2 separate regions of the Mus musculus genome follow, and region 2 is linked to region 1. Evidence: chromatin loops called from intact Hi-C (ENCODE). Cell type or tissue: left cerebral cortex. All regions are shown on one strand. Each heading gives the region's core, and the rest is flanking DNA. Links, peaks and the distances in the headings are about the cores only. Region 1 overlaps Grip2 (glutamate receptor interacting protein 2). Region 2 overlaps Ccdc174 (coiled-coil domain containing 174).

What was found. Peaks named below come from ENCODE experiments on the same cell type or tissue, not always from the same donor. Only the 100,000 strongest peaks of a DNase experiment are listed, where the experiment ranks them.
Region 2: it touches region 1 in a loop (4-fold over the local background); 6 of 42 quality-filtered maps call a loop at or near these places.

Annotation. Positions count from the first base shown.
Region 1 is chr6:91,768,335-91,783,689 of GRCm38, reverse strand. It overlaps Grip2 (glutamate receptor interacting protein 2), which reads left to right. Exons shown (of 24, transcript NM_001159507.1): 9 at 1-120; 10 at 785-907; 11 at 1,231-1,374; 12 at 3,173-3,359; 13 at 3,721-3,866; 14 at 4,475-4,555; 15 at 4,789-4,855; 16 at 4,946-5,091; 17 at 6,181-6,325; 18 at 8,206-8,345; 19 at 8,829-9,008; 20 at 9,729-9,897; 21 at 10,952-11,057. Among named protein-coding and RNA genes, the nearest start is that of Grip2, 31 kb to the left of the region's middle. In left cerebral cortex, for the core only: a CTCF peak has its summit at 7,002 (motif pointing left); DNase peaks (open chromatin) are centred at 5,825 and 6,966.
Region 2 is chr6:91,888,108-91,903,462 of GRCm38, reverse strand. Ccdc174 (coiled-coil domain containing 174) reads right to left here. Exons shown (of 11, transcript NM_172730.2): 5 at 15,213-15,355; 6 at 12,574-12,669; 7 at 10,465-10,607; 8 at 9,963-10,057; 9 at 8,117-8,249; 10 at 5,164-5,316; 11 at 3,615-4,171. The coding sequence ends at 3,876. It also overlaps a transcript of 4930590J08Rik not described here. Among named protein-coding and RNA genes, the nearest start is that of 4930590J08Rik, 8.4 kb to the left of the region's middle. In left cerebral cortex, for the core only: no CTCF peak of the experiment used is centred there; a DNase peak (open chromatin) is centred at 6,468.

The sequences.
Region 1 (15,355 bases), core at 4,471-9,470:
GCACAGAACACTGCTCACTGGTCGAGGCTACTAAGCTCCTGGCCAGTGTTACTGAGAAAGTTCGACTGGAGATCTTGCCTTCGCCCCAGAGTCGTCGGCCCCTGAAGCCCCCAGAGGCAGGTAGGCACCTTGGCAAATCTCAAGACCCAAACCTGGCATGGATGGAACAGGGCACCAGAGTTCCAGGACAAAGCCTTAAGCAGGCACACTTGGCAGGGAAACTGAGGCTTCAGAGGCTGTGGGAAGGACTGTGGGAGCCAGATGTTGGGATTTGTTCATTTAGTCTCTGCTAAGGGCCTGGCTCTGCAGGAAGCCTTTGGGATTCTTTCTCAGCCTCCCTACAACTTAAGGAGGCAGCCACTCTCCAGGGCCCATTTAACAGAACCAACAATAGAGACCAGAGCCAGGAATGGGGGTAGCCAATCACTAGGGCCCCATGTGGTTCCATGCTGCCACAGAATTTTAGGGGCCTTGTGGGCACCATATGCCTGCTGTGCCCCTGAAGTTTTTACAGGGGGCTTTTGTGGGTAGCACTCAGCCAAAAACCTCTTGAGTCCAGAGCCAGTTCCCTGAGGGGACTGATTTTCCTGGTTGGCAATGCAGCTGGGGCCTGGTCACGGCTTGGCACAGGATGAGTAGCAGTGCCCATGAGCAGAGCCCATGTTCTGTGCCTTGCTGGCTTGGACAGTGCAAGGATCTTGGGTCTCACCATTGGCTTGTGGGGACTATAGTCATCCGGACAGTCCCAGACACCCAGGCCACTTTCCTCTTCCCACTGCCACAGTGAGAATACAGAGGAGTGAGCAGCTGCACCGCTGGGACCCCTCTGCCCCTTCTTGCCACAGCCCAAGGCCAAGCCACTGCAGGGCACCCACCTGGGCAGCTGGAGGCCCGGACCAGAGCCGATGTAATGTATCTGCTGCTGCAGCAATGCTGCCGTCCTAAAACCCCTTCCTGGTGGGTGGTGTCGGTACATGGGGTGGAAACCAACACAGGATCAAGAGGGGATGCCCTGCATCACTTAGCTCATCCCTAGCGGTCTGTGGAAATCTTGGTCAGTGAGGCTCAGGGGGTGGAGACCTGTGTGAGGTCACACAGTCAAGGACTTAGGTGAAGGGGAGAAGGCATGCCTGTCTGTGTCCCTATGGATATGTGGTTCTCCTCCCCAATCCCTATGCAAGTGACTAGGGCCCTGCTGGGGCTCATGGGGCTGTGCTCTGGTCTCCCCAGCTGTGTCCTCGACTCCCTTCTCCTCACCGACTATGAACCCCGCCTTTCCCTGTGCCAACGCCAGCACCCTGCCCAGAGGACCCATGAGCCCCAGGACAACAGCAGGGAGGAGAAGGCAGCGAAGGAAAGAACACAGGAGCTCTTGTAAGCAGGAAGCCATCTCCGTGGGACACCTGAGAGGCGGAGGATGGGGCTGGGGGTGAGGCTTGGGTAGTGTGGCCACCTGGATATGGTGCACCCTGGGGAGTCCCAGCTGTTACAGAAAGGAGCCTCTGAAGCCAGTGTGTTCAGTGTCTGATGCCTGTCACTAAGGACCACATAAGATCATTTCTGTGATGTGTCCAGGGAAACCCACAGGGACAGAAATAGGTTGAGGACAGATTGCCTGGGGCAAAATGCAGGTTCTGGGGCAATGGGTGAGGAGACAGCGATTCCTTTATTCTTTTTTTGGTTTTGAGACAAAGTCTCGTTATGTGGCCCAGTCTGGCCTAGAATTTAGTCTTTCTGCCTCAGTCTCCTAGCTAGGCTCCTATGGGAGAGGATGGCAGTGTTTTAAGCCATCAATTTATACACTAAGCAGGTGACCAATATTGTTTGGGAACTTCCTATCAAATAAAGCTGTTCCCGGGACCCTCAGTGGTTAAGAGCATTTGCTGCCCTTGCAAAGAATCCAAATTCAGTTCCCAGCACCCATGACAGGCAGATCACAACCACCTGTACCTGCATTTCCAGGGGGAGCTGACACCCTCTTCTGGCCTCAGCTGCAGATACCTGTACTCACAGACACACACACACACACACACACACACACACACACACACACACATGTGCATAATTAAACACAATAAAATAAATCCTAAAAAGAATAAAGCTATTACCAAGGCAAAGAGACATGTAGACTATAGAGCACAGAATATAGCGCTGCCCAATCCAGTTTTGCTCTCCAGTTACCCACATTCAACCGCAATGTGAAAATATTAAATAGACAAATCTGGAAATAGACCATATGCTTTAAATTGAACAGTGTCCTGAGTAGTGTGGGAAAGGCTTACATCTGCCCCACTTGGTCCATCCTGGGATGTGAGCAGCGTGCTTACCCAGTGTATCCATCATGTGCACACTGCTCAACTGTTAGTCATTCTCCATCATCTCTCTTGGTCAGACTGGCTAGAATCTGCTGCCCAGGTGATCTAGACTTCACTGAACAATGTCCGGAGCAATGGTCACGGGGCTGGAGATGTAGCTCAGACAGGAGATTGCTTCTCCAGTGTATATGAAATCCCGAGTTTTACCCTTAGCACCAAATAAATGAGCAAAGTGATACCTGCCTGTAATGCAGCATCCAACAACCCTGTAATAGGGAGGAAGGAAGGTCAGAAGTTCAAGGTCATGCTCAGCTGCACAGAAAGATCAAGGCCAGTCTGAGAGCCTGTTTCAAAACTAAACAAAGGGTGCTACAATATTGATTCTGGTGATTTTATGAGAACACACCGGTATAATAGTTACATCTCATCAAGCTACAGTTAATGTCTCTCTTCCCCAGGGTTGTTTGTAGATGAAACTTCATCATAGGGCTGTATGATTAGGGTATCTGTAGGCTTTGTGTGGTACTATCTGTGGTTTCAGGCATTTCCTGGGGTCTGGAAATACATGCCCTATGGATGGAGGTGGGGGTCTGTAATATAATAAATAACACAGGCACCTAGAATCTCTTGTCTTACAAAATAACAGTCCCTAATGCTGTCTCTCTTAGCCACGGCTTATGCAGGGTAGATGCCATCATGGCCCTGTACAGACAAAGGAACTCAGGCCCATCCTAGGTGGTTCCGGGACTCCTGCTCACCTGCCTCTCTGGCTCCCAGACCTCGTGAGGACTCTTAGTGGGCACCCCTGGAAAGCCTCACCAGGGTTCATCTGAGTATGAAACCCTCCTGTCCCACAGTGTCACTGGCCTCCAGCACGGTAGGGCCCGGCGGGCAGATTGTTCATACGGAGACCACGGAAGTTGTGCTCTGTGGAGATCCTCTCAGTGGCTTCGGCCTTCAGCTGCAAGGAGGCATCTTTGCCACCGAGACCCTGTCCTCCCCACCCTTGGTGCGATTTATTGAACCTGACAGCCCCGCTGAGAGGTGAGTCTACTGCTTCCGTGGGCCTACAATCTTTGGAGCTCTAGTCCAGTGGGAAAACTGAGCCACAACTATGGGTCCCAGCTTCATAAATATACCTTACTTAATCAGCATATTGGCCCCATCATCAGCCCCAGAATTACACAGTATGAAAACCCTGTCTGCCTGTACTCAGAGGACTCTGTGTGTCTTGTGAGGACAATGGTACCATCCCCAGTGATTAGATAGAAACTGAGACCCAGCCAGGTCTTAGCTGGGGACAGGACTGAGTTCAGAGACCAGGAGCTGAGAGTAAGCCCCCACTTCTCCCCCACCTGAGGTTCTAGTCACCGGCTTCTTCTCTCCACCGGGCTCTGGGGGTTAGGTGTGGTCTGCTGCAGGTGGGGGACCGAGTCCTAGCCATCAATGGCATTGCCACTGAGGATGGGACCATGGAGGAAGCCAACCAGCTGTTGCGGGATGCTGCGCTGGCCCGCAAAGTTGTTTTGGAGATCGAGTTTGATGTGGCAGGTGAGTGGGCCACCCAGCTACACACACTCTGGGACCCTGCCCCTCCCTGCTTGGTGCTCCCTGGGACTTTGCACCAGCCTAAGTCCTGCATAGGGATGAGGGAGTACCACACAGGAATCAGGAAGCAGGAGGACTTAAAGTGGATTGATTTCATGCAGCAGGGACTCCAGGCAGAAGAAGTCAGGGTGCTGATCCTGGGAGTCCCATATGAGAATGTCTGGATAGGAAACAGCCTCCCTCTGCCCTCGGCTTCCCCATCTGTCAAATAGTAGAGACCAGAGGTGTGGTATGAATTAGAGACAAGTTGTAGAAATGCCTGGATCCAAATGGGTCACGTTTTGCTACAGCCTTCCCCCCCCCCCCCCCGCACTGGCCAGTAGTCTCCAGCTCTGGCCTCCACCCAGCACTCAGCTGTTTAGAGCCAATTTGTCAGCCTTCTCGGCCTCAGCCTTCCTCCTCCGTGAGTTGGAAGCAGCGGGGTGGGGTGATTGGATCATTACTCTCTGAGATTGCCTCCTTCCTAACCCAAGAGAAGCCACGGCGGGTGCTAGATGCAGATCTCCGAGCTCTTCTGGAGCCTTGAGTCACCCAGGGCTGTTGGTTTACAGAGTCTGTCATCCCAAGCAGTGGAACCTTCCACGTGAAGTTACCCAAAAGACGCGGTGTGGAGCTGGGCATCACCATTAGCTGTAAGTCCCCTTGTTGTTCTACCTGCTTCATCTTACTACATCTCCACAATGGGATGCAGACCTATTTTATAGAAGGAAAACTGATGCACATAGAGGTGAGCTGATTTGCTCATATTGCCCACCCCCAAGTGAGGAAGAAATAGGACCAGGAGCCAGTAGTGTCCTCTCCCGACTCCACCTTAAGCAGGGCCCTTGAAAATTATCTTCACAGCCTGTCTCCCCTGCCCCCACAGCGGCCAGCAGAAAGCGAGGGGAACCCCTGATCATCTCCGACATCAAGAAAGGCAGCGTGGCGCACAGGTGGGGTGCCACACAGGCAGGGGTGTGGCCGTAGGGGTGGGGCAGTGTCCATCTGCATGCGGCTTCTCCATCCCCACCCCACTCATGCAGGACTGGCACCCTCGAGCCAGGCGACAAGCTGCTGGCCATTGACAATATCCGCCTGGACCACTGTCCCATGGAGGATGCCGTGCAGATCCTGCGTCAATGTGAGGACCTGGTGAAGCTGAAGATCCGGAAAGATGAGGACAACTCAGGTATGTGCTTCAGAGACCGTGCCCAGTGGCCAGCTGCTGGGGGAGGCTGGAGGACATGTACAGGAATCCCTGCTTCTCACATCCCCCCCCAGCCCTCTGCTTCAGGGCCCTCTGGAGCCACTACAAGGCTCCCCAGAGTGTGTGATGTTAGCAGGATATCTGATATCTGAGCGGCTGGTGGGTCCCGCCTGCTCTTGCAGGCTGCAGGACTGGCCCTGGCACAACAGAGGCAGGCCTGAACGGGTGAACTGGGAAGGAGAGAAGAAATAGTCAGAAGGGGGTGGTAAGAGGCAGAGTAGAAAGTGGAGTGTGAACCCTATAGTCAAGAGAGAGTCTGTGGCCCTCCCTCTGGAGGAGAAGCCACTGGAGGCCAGCTGCCTTCTCATTCCTCCCCCTCCCTCCCCCTTGTCTCCTGTCCTTCTTTCTTTCCTGATTTAAAAAAGATTTTTTTAAAATTTATTTTGCTTTTACGTGTATGCGTGTTTGTCTGCATGTATGTCAGTGTATCGCCTGCATGCCAGGTGTCCAGGGAGACCAGAAGAAGGAGTCAGATCCCCTGGAAATGGAGTTACAGATGGTTGTAAGCAGACATGTGAATACTGGGAGCTGAACCCTGGTCCTCTGGAAGAGCAGCCAGTGCTCTTAACTCCTGAGCCATCCCTCCAGCCCCTCCTTTCATTCCATCTCCTCCTCCTCTCCTTCTCTCTCCTCTTTTAGCTGTCACTCTTCCTTCCTCTCTGCCTCCTCCCTCTTCCCTCCTCCCTCCCTTCTCTCTCCCTTCTCTTTGCTGTGATTCTTGAGTTGCTGTGGGTGGCATGTGAAATCTGTTTTCAAATCTTGGTTCCATATTCCTGTAATTTTTTGTTTGTTTGTGTTTGTTTGTGTTTTTGTTTTGTTTTTCCTTCCCTTCATGGCATCTGGGCAGCGGGCTGGGAGCCTGAGGTGGCCTCCAGGTCCCCAGGTTGTACCCCGAAAGGCCTGAGCAGGTGTGTTTGAGGGTTCGATGAGGTCACTGGTGTTTGAAGAGTGCTGAGGCTGGGGAGTGCTGCAGCCCACCCCCTCACCCTCAGGCTGCCTGTCCACTTGCAGATGAGCAGGAGAGCTCTGGCGCAGTCAGCTACACAGTGGAACTGAAGCGCTATGGCGGACCACTGGGCATCACCATCTCTGGTACAGAGGAACCTTTTGACCCCATCATTATCTCTGGCCTCACCAAGCGGGGTCTAGCCGAAAGGTAAATCAGAACTCAGTGGGGACAACAGGGAAGGCCTGGGGACCCTCAGGGAGCAGAAGGTGGGCCATGGGACCACACAATCTAGATTATTTTTTTACTTCTTCTCTAGCATTGAACAACTCAAAGATGATCACTTTCTCTCTGAATACCCACTCCCCATCCTTAACATGAATGAATTTTGGTCCAGCCCAGCATCCAGGGTAGAGAAAGTCGGGGAATGGGGGGCATGGATTTGGGGGGAAGGGACCACAGCTAAAGGGTCCAGCCAGGGCAGGATAGCTCACCTTCAGCTGCCTCCCATGGCGGCTGCCCTTAACAATTACCACAGTGAGGACCCTATGTGTCTGAATATCAGGGGTAGTGCTCCATTGCTTGAAACCCACACTGAGGCTTATCCTGGGACCCTGAGGCTGCTGGGCTGACACCTACTCAGAGTGTCTCTGGGGCTGTCCCAGGGAAGGAGCCCTGCGAGGAAGGCATCTTGCCTGCCCCTGGGTTGGATGGACCAAGGTGGGTGAGTCCCAGCTTCTATATCAGCAGTGCAAGGAACCAGGGGTACCAGAAGGGGCGAGTTCCTCTGCACTGCAGGGCATGGCAGTGGCCTGAAGAGCACCCAGCACATCTGCCTAGCCAGGGTCCGGACTCAGGCTGGGCTGCTCCTGGAGCACCCTCTACTGGACTCTAGAGAGAATGCAGGGGCCTCGTGGGCCATGCTGGTTCCAGAGGGCTGCTGTGGTCGGAGGTTCTTCACAGCCTTCCTGGCAGGGCAGCATGGCCCAGAACGACTGCAGTGCGGTCATACTCGCCCTCCAAACCGGCTTTCTATCAGCCACATTCAAAAAGCTAGCTGAGAATAAATGACTCTTAGATATATATGCATTATAACATGTAATCAGTATGCATGTTCTAAAGTTAACAGGCAAAGTAATGGTTTTCGTGATAACGTTTTCATATGTATATGCCACCGTTACACTTGGTTCCTTCTCTCCCGACTCCACGGCCACCCCCTGTCCATCGCCCCTCCCCCCTTTTTCTGACTCCCTTTCCTTCCCTTAAATATCCCCACTCCTGTTCAGGTCTCAAGTATCCATCCATTAGCCTATATTTTTCTGTTTCCCTGATCCCTTAAATCTGATCTTTATCTTATCATCTTTGTAACCCCTCCCTATATATAATTTTAAATCTAGCTTCCACATAAGAGAGAAAGTGATTTGTCTGAGTCTGGCTTATTTGGTTCAACTTGATTACTTCCATCTATTTTCCTTCAAATTTCCCTTTTCTTTCCGAGTACATGACTAAGAGTGGTTGTCCTGACACCCGCTAGGTAGACCAGGCTGAGCTTAAACTCAAAGAAATCTGCCTGCCTCTGCCACCCAAGTGCTGGGATTCAAGGTGTATGCCACCATCTTAGGCATCTCTTTTCAGTTTTTTTGAGAGGCCTCAACAGTGACGATCTTAGAGAGCTCCAGCCTGTGTTACATAGCAAGTGCTGTCTCAGAACAAACAAGGAGGAAGAAGGTGGCCCTGAGTTGAATCAGCAGAGGTATAAAGCACAGAATCCCGAGGAGACATTAAAGTTCTGAGACTGGCATGGATCCCTCACCTCTCTTTCTCTCTCCTCCCTCCCTGGTTCCTTCTCCTCCCACCTCTCTGAGACAGGACCTTATGATCTGCTGTCCCCCCCCCCCAACCCCCGGTCTCTGGAACACTGGGAATACCAGAGCGAACCCACTATGCCTGACTTTGCTTTCTCCTACTGCACAGCTGGAGCCAGCCTGGCCCATGCCTTGGGGCCTCTGCAGGGTATTGAAAGGCAAGACCCACAACCTCTGCGGCCCTGAGCATCTGGGTCTCATTTGTGCTCTCTGGCCACTCCTCAGGACTGGTGCCATCCATGTCGGGGACCGGATACTGGCCATCAACAGCGTGAGCCTCAAGGGCCGGCCCCTGAGTGAGGCCATCCACCTTCTGCAGGTGGCCGGGGAGACGGTCACACTGAAGATCAAGAAGCAGCTAGACCGTGAGCCTTGCCCCTTCCTGGGGTCTTCCTGGCCTACAGAGGAAGGGCAGTCGTGGGTCAGGCTGTGTGCTACCAATGGGGTGGGGGTCCCTGGACCAGCTGAGGAGGAGGCTTAGAGAGAGGAGAGTTGTACCTTGGTGGCACAGTGCAGTATCGGGTACATTCTGGGTCCAAACCATGTTTCTCATCAGTCCCTGTCTCTTCGGGTTCCTGCATGTCCCTGTGCCCTGTATGTGCTACAGTTTACCTGAGTCTTGGGGGCCTTGTTTTAATCTGGGCTTCCTTGCTCTTCACCATATGGCCTATTGATAAGCCTCACAAGCCTCAGTTTTCCCACCTGTGGGATTTACTTACTTGTATGTCCCACGCGCATGGCAGCAGCCAGATTGTCAAGCACCTGGAAGCTCACAGACGTGGGGGAAAGTCGGGCTCACAGGAACTCTGTGTCTCTGAGGTCACAGGTGATACCCCTTCTCTTCCCAGGTCCCCTCCTCCCCCGCCAGTCAGGCAGCCTCAGTGAGGCCAGTGATGTGGATGAGGACCCCCCTGAGGCCCTCAAGGGAGGCTTGCTGGCAACGCGCTTCTCACCTGCTGTACCCAGCGTGGACAGTGCTGTGGAGTCCTGGGGCAGCTCTGCCACAGATGGTGGCTTTGGGGGCACAGGTAACAAAGCAGGGACCTTGGACAGCTTTTGTGAAGATGATGCTACTGCCTGCTCTTCCTGGGACCTCCTCTCCCCGTTAGCCTTTTCCTTCTGAGAGGGTTCCTCAGGGCATCCTGACTAACCCTGTCCTTCACCTGTCCCCCCAGTCCTGTCTTTCCTCTCATGAACTGGGGACAGAACTGCTCTTACTTCTGCTGTCTCTCTCCTTATCCCCATGCCTTGCACACAGTGGGTCTTAAGACATATTTGTTGCACCCAGATGAAGATAAGGCAGACCACGACTGCCTTGCCCATGTGGCTAAGGCCCACTGATGCTGCCCTCTGGCTTGTGGTTGAGGCTCAGGGAGTTAACTTAGAAGCCTCCATGGGTTCTTGGTGGATCGCCACACTGGTTCACAGTTAGGGGCTTTGGCTCTCTCTCTCCCAAGCTCCAGGCAGTATCTTCGGACTCATCCTGGGACTCCTCAGGTAGATCTGGGTCCAGTCAGAAAAGAGGCCCTTTAGCAGGCCTGCCTGTGGAACTGACCGTGGTCCTGGAACCTCACTGTTGACTGATGGATGTTCCTAGGGGCTTGCTAGGGTTACAGGGACTCCTGGGACTCAGTGGTCACTTTGTCCCCAGAAAAAGCACAGATATGCCCACTGGCATCCAGTTGCTGGGAATGAGGGAGGGCAAGACAAGGACAGAGAAGGTCCACGTCCCTCTCTCCATCCGCCAGGCTCCTACACTCCGCAGGTGGCAGTCCGGAGTGTGACTCCCCAGGAGTGGCGTCCTAGCAGACTGAAGAGTAGCCCCCCACCCCTTGAGCCCCGGAGGACGAGCTACACACCGGGTCCCTCTGACGAAAGCTTCCCAGAGGAAGAGGGGGACTGGGAGCCACCAATGAGGTCTGTGGTGGGAACACTTGTGGGGCTGATGGGGGTGGGAGGGGTAGCCAGAAGGTAGCAACACCAGGAGGGGGGAGTTAGGAGGACAGAAGAGCGTTCCTGGCCTGGGGGACGGATCTGGGCTGAGTGTGTCTGGAAAGAATGCACTGTGGAAGGATAGCAGCAGACATGTTCTAGCTGGGCAGCAACCCGACTTGTTCATCCTGGCTTTATGAATAGCTGTCTTCAGAAATACAACACCAGACTCAGAATTTGAACCCAGACCCCTCCTCAGATCAGGTTACATGAAGCATGACTCCCAGTTCACAACCACCAGCCCAGGGTTATGCATGTTGCATGTATGTAGCTGGGCTCATATAGCAGCTAGCTTCCACAGAGTGGGTCCCCACAAGAAACACCTGTGCTGTTCTCCTTAAATGCATAGCTAGGCCTTTGAGAAGTGAAGACTTTGTAAATCACAGTATGACTAAAGGCTAAGTAAGGGTTCTGGGAGCTAGCAGAGCGGCACAAAGACTGTAGTGCATCCTGTAAGTTTGGTGTTGGCTGCTGATGGGCCACACGGTGTGGGCTAGCCAGATGGATACTGCCCACCCCTCCCCAGCACAAATATCCCATCTTCTCCATCCATCTGTTTCCTGACTGGTTCTGGCTCTATCCTGTCACTGTCCCGTGGTGCCATGTGTCTGGGTGGGGTCAGGGACTGTCTTCTGGGGCTATCCCATGGATCTTTCTGTCTGTGTCTGTCTTCTATCTATCCGTCTGTCTTTCTTCCCAGGCGTCCTGTGTCACCGCTCTCCACCCCGTCTCATCTGCCCCTGTTCTAATTGGCCACCAACAGTCTTGGTCGCCCCTAACTGCGTCTCCCCCACCCCATTCTGTGTCACCAACCACTGCCCTGGGGCCCCAGCACTGCCACCGAGGACACCCGCCTGCCTGCCTGCCTGTCCTATGGCCCCCGGAGCCCAGCACTGGGCCCTGGGCAACGAAGACTCCTCAGGCCCAGCCCACCCACCCTCCCACCTGCCAGGAGTTGACGCTGTGGTTCCTGTTGCAGCCCAGCCCCCGGCCCCGCCCGAGAGGAGGGTTTCTGGAGAGTGCTTGGAGAGGCTCTTGAAGACCTGGAGTCCTGTGGTCAGTCTGAACTGCTAAGGGAGCTGGAGGTACTGTCACCCGGCCAAGAGGGCTGTGGGGGGATCATGTCTAGACACACTGGAGGGCTGGGGAAGGCCAGCATCAATGGGGTCATGCTCTTGTGTCACCTGGATAGGTAGTACCTATGTCTTGTTGCTGTGACAAATTACCTGACAAAAGTTACTTAGTAAAGGAAGGGTTGGGGCTGGAGATGACACAATGGTTAAAGCACTTACTTGGGTCCTAAAAAACCAGGGCGAGCATGGCATCTGCCTGCAAATTCTGGCCTAGCCATTATGGATGAGCTCCGGGGTTGATTGATTGAGGGAGATACCCTGTTTCAATAAATGAGATGAAAGAGCAGTCGGGAGTAAGTCTGGATAGCAACCTTGGGCTCCACATGCACTCAGACAGACATACATGCCTGTGCACCCCCATACATGCACACATCCCCATACAAATATGCATTATCATAGCCAGGAAGTCACAGTAATGGGAGCTTGGGCTTGCTGGTCGCTGCACCTGCAGTGAGGGAGCAGAGACCCGAAGGCTGTGTGTACCTCTGTTTTTTGCTTTGATTCAGTCCAGATCTCCAGCCCATGGGTCGGTGCCAACCACATTCAGAGTGTGTCTTCCCACCTCACGTAACCCACTTTAATGCACAGGTCCACAAGTTTTTCTCCGGCTGGCTCTGAACCCTGTCAGGTTAACAATGATTCCAGAATATGTGCTCTCACCAAGGCACCCTGGGTGTAAAACGGTCTTTACACACAGATGGGCGTGAAGGACATGCAAACACAAGCAGAGTATCTTCAGGAAGTCTGAGTGTGTGCATGGAGGTGGCCTGAGGCCATCCTGCTGTTTCTGTGACTGTGCTCATGTGATGTGGGTGTAGAGGGGCCATAGGCCAGCTGTGGGTGAGGACACCATCACTCACATGTGATGCAGGGGGATAGACAAGTCCATTCTGAGTTCAGTTTGGGGAGCAATGGGAAGCTCTGCTTCATTTGCACTACCCCTCCACTCCCACCCCTACCCCCACCCCATTTTTCTACCATTGTGGATTGGTGCCATACCCCCTTTCATCAGCTTTGCCAATTACCAGGCTAACAAACAAACAAACAAAAAACCTGTTTTAATTTTTCCATCTCTTTCAATTGTTTTGTCTTGCTCATTTTGACATTCATTTTCTTAGACTTCTCTCTCTCTCTCTCTCTCTCTCTCTCTCTCTCTGTGTGTGTGTGTGTGTGTGTGTGTGTGTGTGTGTGTGTGCGCGCGCGTGCGTGCGTGCGTGCGTGCGTGCGTGCGTGTGTGTGTGTGTGTGTGTGTGTGTGTGTGTGTGTGTGTGTATAAAGATGCCTGTCCTGGTTTCTTTGCTGTTTAATCTCTAATCTTCTTTCTTCATACAATACATTTTCAAAGCTATGAGTTGACCTGTAGGTGCTGATTTGACTGCACCCTACCAGTTTTGTTTGTGGGACTCTTGTCTACTTAGTATCTAGTATTTTAATGTTTTCTACTGTTGTGTTGATAGAAACCCTTGAAATCTGCACAAATGAATGCTGGGGTTGTGCTAGTCAGGGTTTCTACTGCTGTGATAAACACCATGACCAAAAGCAGCTTGAGGGTGGGGGTTTCTTTCATCTGACTCTTCTACATTATATAGTACATTGTCCAGGGGAGTCAGGGCAGGAACCTGGAGGCAGGAGCTGATGTTGGGGCCATGGAGAAGCTCGGCGTGTTCCTTATAGCTTGCCTAGTTGGCTTTGTTACACAGTCCAGGACCATCTACCCAAGAATGGCACCTTCCATGGTGAGCTGGGACCTCTCACAACAATCACCTTTAAGAAAATGTCCATAGGCTTGTCCACTGCCCAGTCAGATGGGGACATTTTCTCAACCAAAGCGCCATCTTCCCACATGACTCTAGCTTGTGGCAGTACAGGGGTTCTAACTAGTTGCTTTCTTTAATCTGTCTTCCACTGCACCAAGCCTCTCCTTGGCTGTATTTATTCTAATATTTAATTTGCTTCCTAGAAATTATGTTTTAATTTCTACATCTTTTATTTTCTTTTTCTTTTCATGTTATTGGCTTTTATTTGGCCTGGTTCCATGTGTCGTGCATGCAATTTGGCATTTTCTACAGAACCTTAAATAGCTATGTCATTCTAATCTGTGGATGAGTGTTCAGGAGAATCACAAAGCTGCAAGTGGAGCTAGCAGAAATGAGTATCATTTGTATTGTTGCCCCATCTAATTCTTTCCCACTCCATATGCACCCTCATTTCCTTCACCTCTCAAGAAGGTGGTCGCTCAGAGGACCCTGATCTAGCTCTGCTCCCTAAGATGCTGCTTTCTTTCTATCTTTTTTTTTAATTAGATATTTTCTTTTTTTTTTTTTTCGTTTTTTAAAAATATTTTTATTAGGTATTTTCCTCATTTACATTTCCAATGCTATCCCAAAAGTCCCCCATACCCTCCCCCCCACTTCCCTACCCACCCACTCCCACTTTTTGGCCCTGGCGTTCCCCTATACTGGGGCATATAAAGTTTGCAAGTCCAATGGGCCTCTCTTTCCAGTGATGACTGACTAGGCCATCTTTTGATATATATGCAGCTAGAGTCAAGAGCTCCGGGGTACTGGTTAGTTCATAATGTTGTTCCACCTATAGGGTTGCAGATCCCTTTAGCTCCTTGGGTACTTTTTCTAGCTCCTCCATTGGGGACCCTGTGATCCATCCAATAGCTGACTGTGAGCATCCACTTCTGTGTTTGCTAGGCCCCGCCATAGTCTCACAAGAGAGAGCTCTATCTAGGTCCTTTCAGCAAAATCTTGCTAGTGTGTGCAATGGTGTCAGCGTTTGGAAGCTGATTATGGGATGGATCCCCGGATATGGCCGTCTCTAGATGGTCCATCCTTTCGTCACAGCTCCAAACTTTGTCTCTGTAACTCCTTCCATGGGTGTTTTGTTCCCAATTCTAAGAAGGGGCAAAGTGTCCACACTTTGGTCTTCGTTCTTCTTGAGTTTCATGTGTTTAGAAAATTGTATCTTATATCTTGGGTATCCTAAGTTTCTGGGCTATCCACTTATCAGTGAGTACATATTGTGTGAGTTCCTTTGTGATTGGGTTACCTCACTCAGGATGATGCCCTCCAGGTCCATCCATTTGCCTAGGAATTTCATAAATTCATTCTTTTTAATAGCTGAGTAGTACTCCATTGTGTAAATGTACCACATTTTCTGTATCCATTCCTCTGTTGAGGGGCATCTGGGTTCTTTCCAGCTTCTGGCTATTATAAATAAGGCTGCTATGAACATAGTGGAGCATGTGTCCTTCTTACCGGTTGGGACCTCTTCTGGATATATGCCCAGGAGAAGTATTGCGGGATCCTCCAGTAGTACTATGTCCAATTTCCTGAGGAACCGCCAGATTGATTTCCAGAGTGGTTGTACGAGCTTGCAATCCCACCAACAATGGAGGAGTGTTCCTCTTTCTCCACATCCTCGACAGCATCTGCTGTCACCTGAATTTTTGATCTTAGCCATTCTGACTGGTGTGAGGTGGAATCTCAGGGTTGTTTTGATTTGCATTTCCCTGATGATTAAGGATGTTGAACATTTTTTTCAGGTGCTTCTCTGCCATTCGGTATTCCTCAGGTGAGAATTCTTTGTTCAGTTCTGAGCCCCATTTTTTAACGGGGTTATTTGATTTTTTGGAGCCCACCTTCTTGAGTTCTTTATATATATTGGATATTAGTCCCCTATCTGATTTAGGATAGGTAAAGATCCTTTCCCAATCCGTTGGTGGTCTTTTTGTCTTGTTGACGGTGTCTTTTGCCTTGCAGAAGCTTTGCAACTTTATGAGGTCCCATTTATCGATTCTCGATCTTACTGCACAAGCCATTGCTGTTCTATTCAGGAACTTTTCTCCTGTACCCATATCTTCGAGGCTTTTCCCTACTTTCTCCTCTATAAGTTTCAGTCTCTCTGGTTTTATGTGGAGTTCCTTAATCCACTTAGATTTGACCTTAGTACAAGGAGATAGAAATGGATCAATTCGCATTCTTCTACATGATAACTGCCAGTTGTGCCAGCACTATTTGTTGAAAATGCTGTCTTTTTTCCACTGGATGGTTTTAGCTCCCTTGTCAAAGATCAAGTGACCATAGGTGTGTGGGTTCATCTCTGGGTCTTCAATTCTGTTCCATTGGTCTACTTGTCTGTCGCTATACCAGAACCATGTAGTTTTTATCACAATTGCTCTGTAGTACAGCTTTAGGTCAGGCATGGTGATTCTACCAGAGGTTCTTTTATCCTTGAGAAGA
Region 2 (15,355 bases), core at 4,500-9,499, 120 kb before region 1:
TCAAAACACACACCACCAAAAATTCTTAAATTTAAAACTTCACTCAATTCAACTATCAGAAAATTTATATGTTTGGGACAACCTGGATATGAGTTTAGTACTTTTCAACTGCTTTATGACACCTAAATACAGATAAAAGTGTATCTGGTGGAAAATGAGTATGCAAGCTCGGCTACACTGCGGGCTACAGTGCACTCTGGAATTTAGTATGAAAACAATAGGGAAGTGTGGCTTAGCAGTTGTTAGTGTTTGGTCCTCTTGCAGAGGACTCTGTCCGTAACACCCACAGAGCAGCTCTACTTGTAACTCCAGCTCCAGGAGATGGCACCCTCTTCTGCCCTCTGAGGGCATCAAATACACACGTGGTACACATATACATGCAGGCTTTCACACATAATACAAAACCAAAAGCAGGTGTGATGGTACACACCATTATTCCCAGCATTTGGGAGGCAAAGCAGTCTGATCTCTGAGTTTGTTGCCAGCCTGGTTTACATAGCAAGTTTCAATACAGCCAGGGATTATACATATACAGAACCCCTGACTATCTATGTATGTATGTATGTACGTATGTACGTATGTATGTATGTATGTATCTATCTATCTATCTATCTAAGCTTTTTAAAAAAGAAACAAAGTACCTCTTGATGTTTTCTGTATCCTGAATGTATACTAAGATGTTCTGAATATATTAAGTTCAATAAAAAAATTAATTTCTTTTTTTTTTTTCAAGACAGGATTTCTGTGTGTAGCCCTGGCTGTCCTGGAACTCACTCTGTAGACCAGGCTGGCCTTGAACTCATAAATTTGTCTGCCTCTGCTTCCCAAGTGCTGGGATTAAAGGCATGTGCCACCATAATTTCATTTTTAAGATATGGTTCTAACAAAGTTAAAAATGGCCTGGAAATGTAGTTCAGTTGGTAGAATGCTTACCTAATATGCAAATATAGCCCTGGGTTAAATACCCAGCAAGACATAAACCAGGTGAGGTGGCCCACACCTGTAATCCTAACACTCTAGGGACAGAGGTACACACAAGAGGATCAGAAATTCAATACTGACACTCAGCCTCCTGTGGCTCTCCATCCATCCACATTGTGCTCAGGTGCTGAGAACAAGTGACTGCTGAGTGCATATCCCTCAACAATTAGGAACACCAGAAAAGGGAACAGAGTGCCAAGCTGGAAGGCAGAGGACTGAGAAATGCAATCTTCAGGGCAGAGCATAGCCATTGCACAGACACAGCACACCCAGTCTTGACAGTAGCTACAACTGCCTGCACAGGGCCTACAAAAGTGACTATCACGGAGCAATCACTGAATGGGAAGGGGATCAAGGGGCCCTATCTCTCCTTGCTGAACAATTGGTTGGGATGGATTCTGATGGTAAGGCAGTCATTGTCTAGGTCCCAATAGACAGATCACAGATAGTCTCAGATAAAATCAGTGGATCACAACACAACAAAATGAAAAGATGGAAAAAAAGGACTTGTGTGGAAGAGAGGAAGTTGACAGGGTGGAAGGAGATCTGAGGAGGGCAGAAAGTGAGGGGAAACAATACACTGTGCACATACATGTACGAAAATTGTCAAAGAATAAACTAAAAAATGTTCAATCTCTGCTACATACGAAGTTTGAGCTACACGAAACTGTCTTCCCCCAAAAAGGAAAAAAACAAAATGAAAGCGACACATTGATTGCATCCCTAGGAAGCCAATAGTCTTGGTGCATGGCTCTGAACTCTGAGGACTCTGCTGCCATCTGCTGGACATCCTGGCACAAAGCTGGTCCATGAAAAGTAAGTTTCTGAAGCTGACTTCAAGATAAATCTGAGGGACTGTATATAGACCTTTTAACTGGTGTCATAAAGAGGAGACTAGAAAGAAACTTAGTCTTCAAAACCCCAGAGGAAAATGACCTACAGGTACTAGTTGAGGTGAAGAGTAACTGCGCTTGACTGCTGCTGCTCCCAAAGGGCTGTGGTGGCCAGGTCCTCCCATGCCTGCTGGCTCCATTCAAGGCCCATTGCTGCCTGGCTGTCACTCCTGCCTTCTCTCATCCCACCACATTCTCTTCTTGATACTCTGCCTCATAAAAGCACTTTATCTCCAGCGATCAAACTATTTTCCTTTTATTCTGCCTGCAGCTTGCTATGTAGTCCAGGCTGGCCTTGAACCCACCTCTGCTCCCATGTCTGTCTCTTTTCTGCTTTTGCTTACAGTTGTGACATGTCTAATAATTCTATTTCCTTCTTTCTCCTCTAAACTATTTCCTTATTTTAGCTGAATTTATAGTTTTGGCCCTTATCTTTAGTCCTCCAACTTTTTTCTGGCTATTCTGGGTCCCTAGCATTTCCATATGAATTTTAGGATACATGTGTCATTTCTGGAAAAAAAATTAAGGGTAGCTGAGTTTTGATGTATTTAAAGGAGGTATTTGCCTGATGAGACTAACAGGACTGCATTATGTCTAGCTTCTGCTTTTGTTGTGGAGTTCAGAGGTAATTTTGGGATTTGTCCAAACTTTGTTAATACTGGGGCAAAAGACTGGCAGCAGAAGATACTAGGAAAAGCTTAAGCCTGGAAATTAGACATAAGTCTTGTTCCAATACAATGCCACATGACTTCGAGGAAGAACAGGGCATTTCCACTCATGTGAGCAGAGACAAAGCATCAAGGAAACCCCAAAGAGGTGGGTCTTCCTTTGCTACACTGTTCTCAGAGGGTTGGTGGTCAACTCCTGACTGCCTGTCTGCAGCTGCATAGGTGAATGCTCCGAACACCCCTACTGAGTGACGTCCTTTAGATTCCTGTGCACCAAACGTCCCTGCTAAATAAGAATATAGGCAGGGACCTACCTGCTCAGCACCATGGGGTCCAAGTCTGACCTACTCAGAGAGTCAAGAAGACTAAAGTAATGGAGAGCATCAGAAGGCACAGAGGCAGGAGGACAAGTCAAAGCTCTAACTGGCAAAACTAAGGAACACTGGTTTCTAAACAGCTCAGCAGCCTTTGCAAATGCCCAAATAGTTCAGCCCAACTCCAGATATCTGCAGAGGACAGACATAGGCAACTGAGTAACAGGGAACAGATCAACTACCAACTTCTACCTCTGAACTGTAGGTGCTCTTCCCCAACCTTAGAGCTTCAGATGTGACTACCTAGTGTCCCAGCAGCTTCCTTTTCCCACGCAGCCCTCTATAATAGGCCCTCATTTGCCTGTTGGACAAATCCTCCTCATGTTGCTCCATCACCTGTCAGGGAAGCTGAACCTGTGGAGTAGACACCTGCATGCTAACACACTTCTGAAAAGAAAAGAATGGAGCCCTAAAAGCGAAGTCATGAGAGGGTGTGTTTGTAAAGAAGGGTTAAAAGCCCCTCAGAGGGGTATGGAGAGATGAATCCATAGTTAAGAGCACTGGCTACTCTTCTTGTGGAGGACCAAAGTTCCGTTCCCAGCACCCACATAGTAGCTTACAATTATACATAACTCCAGGCCCAGGGTATCCTACACCACCTTCTGACCTCCTTGGCACCAGGCACACGTGGTACACATATATACAAGAAGGTAAGATGTTCACATACATAAAATAATCTAAAAAAGAAACAAGTTCCTCAGTATTTCTCAGATTAGCATTTATAATTTACACACCTGGAACCCCAAATGAGTCACAGCTGGGTCAGCATGGAGAGAAGATAGTCCCCCTATACCAAGCGGTAAGAAAATGAACAACCTAAGAGTCAATGAGCTCTCACTCCTCCCTGTCAACTAATGTGGCCTCAAGCCTGTGCTCCCTGGGAAAGTACAGGAAGAAAGAAGTAAAACTCAGTCCTGACTGACTTCTATGAGACAAATACAACCAGCATGCTTTACAGGTCATGTGACTTGTTTATAATAAGATATCATATCATCTAGTGTTTGGAAAGTGACTGTGGGCGCTTGTGGTGAGCTTTCAGAGGCAGGAGTGGATGTGTGTGAAGAGCTGGGTTCCTGGCTCTGGCCAGAGGAATGTCCCAAGTCACTTGGTGCTGATCCTGGTCTGCTCTGTGGCTGGCTACTCATAGGAGCAGTTCTCTTTTGACCCACAAAGTAATTTGAAGGTGGGGCAAACTCAGGATCTCGCTCAGCTCGGAGTTCTGACTGCTTCTTCGACCAGAATCCAAAGGAAAAGTCTATGAAAATAGAAAGGGTATTATTAAAAACAATTATGAATCAGTCAAATTTATTGAATACTTTTCAGTTCTTATATGCATTTTAAAAGCCACGACAGATTATCTAAGAACAAGGATAGCAACACAAAACCCAGCTAAGAAATGGAGTAGCCTACGACAAGGAAAGATTAGATAATGGCTCTACGGAGAGGCTGACAGGCTCTGGACCACACTGCCAAAAGGGCACTACAACTACAGAGAAATGAAACAGTCAAGTATATGCTGACGTTGGCATGATTAGGTGTTTCACATCAAAGCAGTCTCTCATTTGTTGTGTTCTGGAAGACACAGAAGGGGCTCATCCAATATGAGCAGAGGCTCTATACATTTCTCATCAACTCCAACAGCAGGAGCTAACATTCCACTGAAGTAGTTTTGAACGAGGCATAACACAGTCTGCTGCCGCAAAGACTGTGGTGGGCACTTTGGTGAAAACTTAGAAATGTGCATGTACAATGGAAGCTCAGGTAAACTTTCAACCGAATATAGAGGATTGCTAAAGACAGAATTCCTCAGACACCGGCCTCTCTCATACCTTAAAAGCAGTTCCTGGAGAGTAACATTCTAAGCTGAAAAACCACACCTAAAAGTATGGATCTAAACTTCCCATGCACTTTTTAGAAAATTATTCTGTGGACAAAATACCTTTGTAGATGCTGGTCTTTTGATCACATTTTGCCATTCTCCTGTTTATAAATAACTACTGTTCAATATGGAGAAGAAACAGGTTCAGAGACCTGGAGACTTAAGCCTCAGGAGCACTGAGAGTGACTGTGGGGCTGAAGGTGGAGCCCAGCAGTAGAGCTCTTGCCTAGTGTGTATAAGGCCCTAGAGTCCATCTCTGCACCATAAAAAAATAAAAATGAAATCTCACCAGAATCACACTTTTACTTAAAACCAAAACCCCCTTCACAAGGGCCCCTCAAGAAGCTGACAGCTAAAAGCCCACCTACCTTTCCCTCGGTCCCACTCTCGGATGTGTGGCACCCCAGGCTTGGTGTCCCTCCTCTCCTGAATGATGACCTCCACCTTGCTGTTCTGGGCCACAGGAGCTGGGGCAGGTACAGGCTTTGGCTCTGAGGGCTCAGGAACAACTCCATCTGCTTCTGTAAGGAAACAAGACCTTGTCACCATGGTTTAAAAACATAACATCCTAATTTTGAAGTAAAACTAATCACTAGTGCTAACGGGAACAGCAAGCGAGCCTCAGACAGCAGAGAAGCAGTTTGGTAACAGTTCTTTCTCTATGTCAGTGAGTGGGTGTGAATGCCAGAGCACACGTAGAGCTCAGAGAACAGCGCAGTGCAGTTGATTACCCTATATGTGGGTTTCTAGGGTCAGATTCAGAAAGCCAGGTTTGTACTCTTGAGCTATCTTGACAATGCTTCAGCAATTTCTATACAACAGATCGCCTAAGTCCCTAAACAATTCTAACAATTTTATTGTTATTTTATCAACAAGAAAAAATTTAGCTGATCAATGGTAAACATGTATAAAGTATCAAGAAAACTCAACACTCAAGTTGAAGTTGAACAGATGTCAATCTCTGTGTTCCCAAGGAGCAACTGAAAAACCCTAAATCCTCAAATTATCCAACTAAAATAGCAAGAGTAACAAGCAAGCAGCATGCTGGAGAAGTGAAATCACCTGTTTCATTTTGGCCCTAGTTTTAAAATCTTAATGAAAATTGATTTTCAAGAAATGTGGGAAAATTTCACTTCACATCTTCTAGGACAAATGTTCAAGAGGCAGAACAAAACCAGACACCATGCAGAACTCAACAAGAAACAGCCTTTATCTGAAACTAAACACGGAATTTTCAATTCCTAAGCTTTTCTGGTGTCTTGTCAGTGTTACATGAGGCCTTGCTCAGAGGCTAGAAAAGGACGAGAAGATTCTAGCCAGTCCTAAACTGGAGCTCTTATTGTTAGAATGTCCCCAAGTTTCAATCTCATCTCCCAGGAGAAGCCACTTTTCAGCTTCCTCTACTGCTAATACAGCCTGTGGGCCTGAGCTCTGGCCAGTGCGATGCAAACACTGGGCCACAACTTCCCACTCACATCCTGAAAAGGAAAGCTGGATCCTCTTCCTCTCTCCCTGCTTCCCTGACCTGGTCCTGGGCTGGATCAGGAACAGGTGCCAGAGAGCAAACTTGGAGCAACATAGAGGAAAGCGACACTAGAGAGCAGCAGAAACAGCAAGATGAGAGGAAACCTGGGACCGGATGACCTAGATACTCTTGCACTTTTCAATGTTAAAACAGACAGGCAGGCTAGTATACTGGAGCCACTTAGGGAAGGGCTAAAGTTAGCAATTTGGCTTCTACTCCATAACGCAGACTAAGCCTGTCTGATCACAGCATCTCACAGCTGTCTCCCAGGGAAAGTGTGTTCCATCTTGTTTCTAGAGCTCAGTTCTTCAGTTTGAATTTCTGTCTCCAGCTGCTTTACCTTAATATCCAAGTTGGTAAGAACATTTTACAAAGAAAAGTACATTACAACAAAAAAATAACTATAAGCAAAAAAACTGAAGTCAGACCTAGAGAGATGTCTCAGCAATTAAGAGCATTGGTTGCACTTCCAGAGGACCCAAGGATTGATTTCCAGCACCCTCATAGTGGTTAGCAACGTTCTGTGACTTGAGTTCCTAGGGATCTGATGTCTTCTTCTAGCCTCTGCAGGCATGGGGCACCAACACAGAACAAAGACATGCACTGCAGGCATGGGACACCAACATAGAACAAAGACATGCACACAGGCAAAACACACACACACACACACACACACACACACACACACTTAGATAGAATTTTAAACATTAAAAAAGCTGAAGCTGCTGGGCGGTGGTGGCGCATGCCATTAATCCCAGCACTCGGGAGGCAGAGGCAGGCAGATTTCTGAGTTTGAGGCCAGCCTGGTCTACAGAGTGAGTTCCAGGACATCCAGGGCTACACAGAGAAACCCTGTCTTGAAAAAAAAACAAAACAAAACAAAACAAAACAAAAACAAAAACAAAAAAAAACAAAACCCAAAAACCAAAACAAAAAAACAAACCCAACAACAACAACAACAAAAAGCTGAAGTTGAAAAGACTAGAAAAAAATGATTTTAAATGTTTTTTACCATAGAAATGATAAATGCGTGAGGCAGACATCCACCTTGATTTAGATCACCTAATACACACAGTTACCAAAACATCACATGGCACTCCCCCAAATATGTAGTTTCTATGTTTTTATGTATATATTGTTAAATTTTAAAATTTGGGCTGGAGAGACGGCTCAGCAGTTAAGAGCGCTGACTGCTCTTCCAGAGGTCTTGAGTTCAAATACCAGCAACCACATGGTGGCTCACAACCATCTGTAATGAGATCTGACTCCCTCTTCTGGGGTGTCTGAAGACAGCTACAGTGTACTTACATATTATAAATAAATAAATCTTTAAAAAAATTAAAAATTTATGTCATATCTATACAGAGCTAAACTTTTCTTTTAAATAGTTTACTCAACTGTCCTTATAAAAGGCAACTCAATGTATTATTTGTTAATATCCTTGTCTATTGTCTAAAAACATGAGAGTGTCATTCTGAAACATTCCAGCTATAAAAATTGCTCCTGGACCATGAGATGGCTCAGTGGGTAAGAGTGCCTGCTGAGCAAACCTGATGGCCTGAATCTGAACCAGGGAGATCACAGAGAAAGCAAAAAGCACACTACTGAAAACTGTCCTCTAACTTCCACACCTGTGCTATGGCACATGCACACCTACACTCACTCACACATCACATACAATAATAAACAGACAGAAATATCTAAGAGTAAAGCTAAGTCGCTGATTGCAGCCCTATGAGTGAGACACTGTAGACATAACCCTCCCTTTGAAGTCAGAAATCTGAGCCGTGCTGTACCTCTGCCTTCTTCTTCAGTTCCATCCTCTTTTGATTTTTTCATCTTCTTTTGTCGAAGCTTTGCCAGTCTTGCTTCTAACATAGCTTTTCTCTTTTCCTTTATGTTTTCTCGTTTTATTCTCTGATCTGTTGTCTGGATAGAACAAAAAGTTAGAAAATTATTCACCTGAAATCAAATGCATAACATTTGTTTAAAAAGATGAAATAATTCACTTTTTTAAAAAAAGTGCTAATTAAGACAGGCAATGGTGGCGCACGCCTTTAATCCCAGCACTGGGGAGGCTGAGTCAGGTGGATCTCTGTGAGTTTGGGGTCAGCCTGGTCTACAGAGCGAGTTTCAGGACAGCCAGGGAAATACAAAGAAATCCTGTCTTGAAAAACCAAAAACAGGGAGAAAAAAGTGCTAATTCATTTTCATATCACCTCTAAGCAGCTCTCCCAAAGACTCTGAAAATGGTGCCCTATAAAGCAGACCGTCACAGCCTCTGATGCTTAGGAAGCTAAAAGAGAACTCACAGAGCACAGTAGAAGCCTCCACATAGAAGCAAGCTGTTCAGTTCTCTTTTACTCCTAGGTCCCTTAGAACAACCTCCCAGTTCCTAACCTAGGTCATCAAAATTACCATGTTTGAAACTAGATTTAAAACAGCAAGGCTGGAGGCTGGAAAGATTAAGAACACTTGCTGCTCTTGCTGAGGACCCAGATTCAGTTTGCTAGCATCCACATAGTGGCTTAAAACCATTCATAATTCCAGTTCCAAGGAATCCCGTGTCCTCTCTGGTCTCTGCAGGAACTACACATGCATATGGTACACATACAGAGATGAAGGCAGAACTTGCACAAACCTAGTACTAATGGTAATAATAAAACTGCAGGTCTAGTAGTGGTTCAGTGGGTAAAGATGCTTGCGGCAGTGATGTAAGCCTGGCATCAATACAGAGATGGAAGGAGAGATCAACTCCATAAAGTTGTCCTCTGACCACTACACATGCCATGACACACATGCCCACACATACACAATATACACACATATACTACTAATAAAAACAAAATGTAGCAAAGCACAGACTACTTCCAAAACATTTATAATTTTAGAGTTTGGAAATCCACAATAATTTGGTAACTACCTTTAAGACCAATAATGACATTCTGAATATCAATTTTCATTTTATTTACTACATGTTTTATTCTTCTCTCAGACAATACATCCCAACTGCAATGTCCCCTCCTTCTGCTCCTTCCAGCCCTGTCCCCCACCTCCCCTCTCCTATAGATTCACTCCTCCTCCATTCCCCTTCAGAAAAGGACAGGCCTCCCAGGGATATGAACCAAACATGGCATAATAAGTTATAGTAAGACTAGGCACAAATCCTTAGGGCTGGATGAAGGCAACCCAGGGAGAGGAATAGGGTCCCAAAAGCAGGCTAAAGAATGAGTAATACACCAATCCCACCAAGCTAACAACCATTGTATGTATGTATGTATGTATGTATGTATGTATGTATGTATGTATGTGTGTGTGTGTGTGTGTGTATGTATGTATGTATGTATGTATGTATGTATACATGTAAGCAGAGGACAAAGCACAGCCCCAAGAAGGCTCAGTAATTGCCACTTCAGTCTCTGTGAGCCTCAATGAGCCCTGCTTAGGCTGATTCTGAGGGCTGTGTTCTTCTGGTGTCCTTGATCCCTTTTCTGTGGGGGGGTCCCCAAGCTCCAATTTGGACTCTCTCTCCACCCAAGGCTTAGCTATGTGTCTCTGGATTTACTACATTTTTAAAAGCATGGCCTATCAATTAAAAAAATTATTCAAACCCATAACAATAACTTAAACTTTAACTTGTACCTGTTCACGAAGCATCTCTAAAGTTTTCATTTGCTTGTTTCTTAACTCTTTGTCTCGGGCAAAGGCAAAATACCCAACACCAAGTTGTCGGGCCTCTGAAACAACCGAAAGTATTAAAAGATTAGATTTCTATAATTAGCAAATCACATGTACAACAAGTTCCCAGACAAACCAAAAAAGACACGCATTGATATTTGCACAAATATACATTAAAACCACAAAAGTTAAACTGCTTTACTATTTACTAAGTGACAGACACACACAGGCTCCTCAGCCTGGCAGCCTTCTCTCCTCTCTGGGAACAAATTCTTGGGCTAACAAACCTTCTGTTAGGAAGAGGTCCCCAAGTCTCTTAGGCTGTGGACAAAAATGATGCTTTCGCCCTCTGTCTGACCACATCAGAGTCCTGCTCTGTCAGCACATGGCTTTCAGCCTGCCACTGTCTAGCATTTTTTAAAAAAGATTTTAAAAGCTGCAGACAAACAAGCAACCCCAACAGTACCATTTTCCCGGATGTCTTCATAATGGATGGGCCCCATTGGCTTTTTCAAGGCTTCCCTTTCTTCTTCCTCCCATTGCTGACGCTGAAGTTCTTTCCTCATGTCTTCAGATAACAAAGTTTTTTCATTGGCAGGACTAACAAAACTAGTAGAGGAATAGGAAAGCCATGAGACAGCAACACTTACAGAGGTTTCTGACTAAGAAGTCAATCAACTGTTTTAATATTTTTTAACATTCATTTATATACTGTGTGTATATATACACATGAGCATGTATGCAATGTATACACACATGCACATATCCACAGCATGAATGGAGAAGTCAGGAGACTGCTTTCAACTTTTAGGAATCTATTTATTTTCTCCATCTACTATGTGGGTTCCCAGGACTAAACTCAGCTCATTAAGCTTAGCAGCAAGTCCTTTAACACAATGAGCCATCTTGCTGACCTTATTTTATCATTTTTAAATCAATTCCCAGACTTACACATGAGCTTACACATGATGGATCTTGCCTCAGTGTTCAAGAAAAGTGACTTTTCCTTTCTTCCCTTGTCCTGCTGACATATGGGAGGTGGCCTAGCCAGGAACGATGACCACTCAACTTCTCTGAATGGCCTCTTGTCTGAAGACATGGTTGCGCTCTTACAGTGCCTCCAGTGTCCCAGCAGATGCCATGATTTGTGCTTACTCCAGGCCTACGCACAGGACGCCTTAACCTTGAAGGGCTCACGAAGGTGGAGCTTCTCTAATACTTTTCATATGAGGCTGACTACAGGGAATTCTAACCATCAAGATACTTTCAAACGTTTATTTCTTTGGTCTCATTAGAAATATTGTCATAGGCCTTTGTTTCAAAATACAAAGGCCTATGACTAAGAAGTGAATAAAAGCAAGTGAACCTTCTCCAACCCTCTGTCCACAAAGGCTGATTTGTGGCTAGGTTTGGGCTCATTCTGTATTTGCAACCTTCAGACACTCTTCCAAGGCAACAGCAAACTTATATAACCCTTTCAGCAGTTACATTGCACGTGACCAGAACAGGGTGCCTGCCTGGGAAGCTGAGTCAGAAGCTCAGGGAATAATGTGACTAATTCTCCCCAATCCTCCCAACCCCCAAAAAATGGGTTTCAGGGATCCATCCCATAATCAGCTTCCAAACGCTGACACCATTGCATACACTAGCAAGATTTTGCTGTAAGGACCCAGATATAGCTGTCTCTTGTGAGACTATGCCGGGGCCTAGCAAACACAGAAGTGGATGCTCACAGTCAGCTATTGGATGGATCACGGGGCCCCCAGTGGAGGAGCTAGAGAAAGTACCCAAGGAGCTAAAGGGAACTGCAACCCTATAGGTAGAACAACAATATGAACTAACCAGTACCCCGGAGCTCTTGTCTCTAGCTGCATATGTATCAAAAGATGGCCTAGTCGGCCATCACTGGAAAGAGAGGCCCTTTGGACTTGCAAACTTTATATGCCCCAGTACAGGGGAATGCCAGGACCAAAAAGGGGGAGTGGGTGGGTAGGGGGTTGGGGGGGTGGGTAGGGGGCTGGGGGGTGGGTAGGAGGGACTTTTGGGATAGCATTGGAAATGTAAACGAGGAAAATACCTAATTAAAAAAAAAAAAAGAACAGAGACAGATTGATAGTTTATAATCCTTGTCCTTTCCATCATTTTTGTAGAAGGTAGATTATTTTATTTTATTTTTATTTCACTTAAAAATTTTTATATCATTTGATTTTTCGAGATAACAACTGTTGTCACAATTTCTTGCTACTTAAAAATAGTCTCAAGCAACTCTAGTTGCCACAAAATATGAATAAAATACTACTATTCCATTTAGTTTTGTAAATGAAAAATAAATCTATTTTGTTGTATATGTCAAAAAAAATGGGTTTCAGAGGAAAAAAAAAAAAAGTCAAGTATTATGCATTCAGGTTGTTCCCTGAGCACAGAAGATTATGAAGTGTCTGGATATGCTAACTGTAGAGGCTTCAGTGTATTCTTACTATTAATGGTCTTTAGCAACATACAGTCATGCAGCAACCTCTCCCAGAAGACAATCCCTGTGGCTGTGTTCCACACAAAGGCCACATGTTAGACTTACAGTCTCCCCTGAAGATTTTTATCCATCTCCAATAGACTTGGTAAATCCTTTCTCATGCAGCGCCGGGATCGGCCCAAAGAGTCCACGTAATCCACCCTGTAAGTTAAGACATTGGGAAGACAGTTTGTACCATGGGCAGATCCCTGTGTCAGAGAATTGGCAATGTCATTATAGACATTACCAAGAACCTTGCAGCTAAGGGACCACGAGCACAGGGGGGGAAAAAAAAACCAAATAAACAAACAAACCACCAGCAGCTGAGACTCACTAAGCTTGCTGTGCCCTCTACTAAATCTCAGTTTTAGGAACTGTAGGAAGGAATTGATCATGTTTCTGATTTCAAAGACAAATTACCAATACAGAAACGGTGACATGGAAGAACTCTCTTAACTTGCATGTGCATTTTCCCCACTAGACTATGTACTCCAAATTTTCATTCTCCCTCCCCAGTGTACTCAGGTCTCACTCTTTATTACTCCTCTGCTTCTAACTGACACGTTCTCTCCAGCGAGCTTAAGAAGTTTTAATATAAGTCACGGTATCTTTTGGATCCACTTTGAGTAGGAGGAAGACAAACAGTATACACCTTTCTTCATCTTTCCCCCAAGACCAAGCATAAAGTTAAACAAAACATTGAGACTTCCTAACAACCAAGTATGGGCAGGTTTTTACAGAAACCATGTCCTTTACACTATGGTATAACATAATTTTCATATTTGTTATCACAAGCAATAAATCTCCCAGAGTCTGGAGCAGAGTTTAGGGCATACAGTTAAGGACTTAATAATATAGGACTTTAATAGTAAGCAAAGCAATTCAAGTTCCGATTCCACTGGCTGTGCTGTTGCCTGTAATTTCTTTCCTCTCAAGTGACGCTGGTTTCCTTGTTAGCTTTAAAAACCAAATGCTTGGGAATCCACTCCTTTAGTCTTATAGCTGATTGTCACAAGAAATCAAACCTACAACTAAACAAAACAGTGCCTTCATTTTCTTTTTTCTTGCTTTCTCTCCTTTTTTTTTTTTTACTGAATGAGAGAGAAAACCATCTAGCCAGATGGTCTGTGTAATTATTTACAGTATTTTTGCAGAAAGATTTTTCACCACCTGGGATCTAATTACCAAAAGGATTTACAAGTAGTCACAATTCTGAAGCTTAATTCAAAAACAAAAAGAGTGTGGGAACTGCTTGAAGTGTGTCTTACTGTACCATATGGTGGCATGTGACACCTTCAATTGCCCTCCAAATTCCTCAAATCGCTGGCAAGCTGCTTGTAATCATAAAGGCATTAATAAGAAAAGAATTAAGAGACATTAGACCATTCAAAGGAGATGGGATTTCTGCCTTGAAAAGCAATCATAGCTATTCTGTTCTGGAGCAAGCCTCCAAAGCACACAATGCCAACAAAGGGAATCCAGGAGTCAGCAATGGCTCTAGCTCATCAGCAACTGCTTACTGAGCAGTCCCAGTCAGCATGAACCTGGAGAGACTGGGGGAGTGAAGGAGGACTGTTCTCGGGAAACAGGAAGGGTTCGTGCCAGAAGACACAATTTAGGCAGATTACAAAAACAAGCAAAAGTTTGCCTCAAATGTTTTGCTGGTAAAAAGGCCTAGAATGGGTCAACTATAAATAAAAGATAAGATGCCTGCCCCCAACCTCCCCCCAAAATTAGTTCAGATGAGGAAGCAAGTACTTAAGACTAGAAAACTAGAAAGGCACAGAGAAGCCATGTTCTTCTCTGTGACCCATGTAGCATACAGTCACATGTCTACCCACAATAGTAACATTAGAAGTAAGTTATTTAAAAGTAAGAAAACATGGACCCCAGTGGACACCTTCAGCAATATAAAGAGGAAGGTTCTCCGACATCCTCAGAAGTAGGGATTTCTCTTTATGCATAAATACCTGTCCAAGGGGCGAATTTAAAGACTAAGAAACACTATAAACAGTTCTCTAAGAAATTCCCAACAAGAGTTTAAGAGAGGGCCAGCCCCAGCATGCAGTCAGGACATCGGTGATGTGTAAGCAATGGCAAGCTCTGCTAAGTGACTGTCTAAGTGACATGAAAGACACTGTGGTGGAATTTTCACTCTGATCTGCATAAGGTTGGGTTCCTCCATCTTTTATGTACATACAGGAAATGTCAATGAAGTTCTGCAAAGTATTTGCGTATGCTCCCAGAAGGGAACACACTTGCTTCCAGGAGGGAATTTAAGGGAGATGCAGTGGAGTTTTGGTGTTACCAGAAAACAGTGTAGCTAGAATACAGCTTGCTCAAAGGGGACCCCTTCCCAGGACCTAGCATCTGCACCAGGGCACACGTAAGGCAATAGCATGCAGTAAGGGAGCAGGGCATTGATGGACTGCTGCCCAGGGATCCTTGGGCCTGGACCACACTAGGCACAACATATAGATGCTCAATTCTTATCTGCAGTCACTAATGTTACCTCTCCACTGGCCCACCCATTTCTATATAATCGATACACTAGCTCATCCCAATTTAAAGGGATGGTTCTTGGAAAACAGAAAACCCAGGCAGAGTATGAAAAGAAATTGCCATAATAACGATCAAACAAAACATTTCTCAAAAAGCCAATGTGAGTCTGAGAGGATCACTTCGATCTGATCCCCATTACCCACCATTCCTCACTGGGGTCTTGAGGAGGAGGTATGTCTTTGTCAGAAAACTCTTCTTTATCATCATCATCTCTCTCTTCCTCGATTTGGGACTCTCTCGTGGCACCAAGCACCTCCATTTCTTTTCGCTTGTCTATGATCTTCTG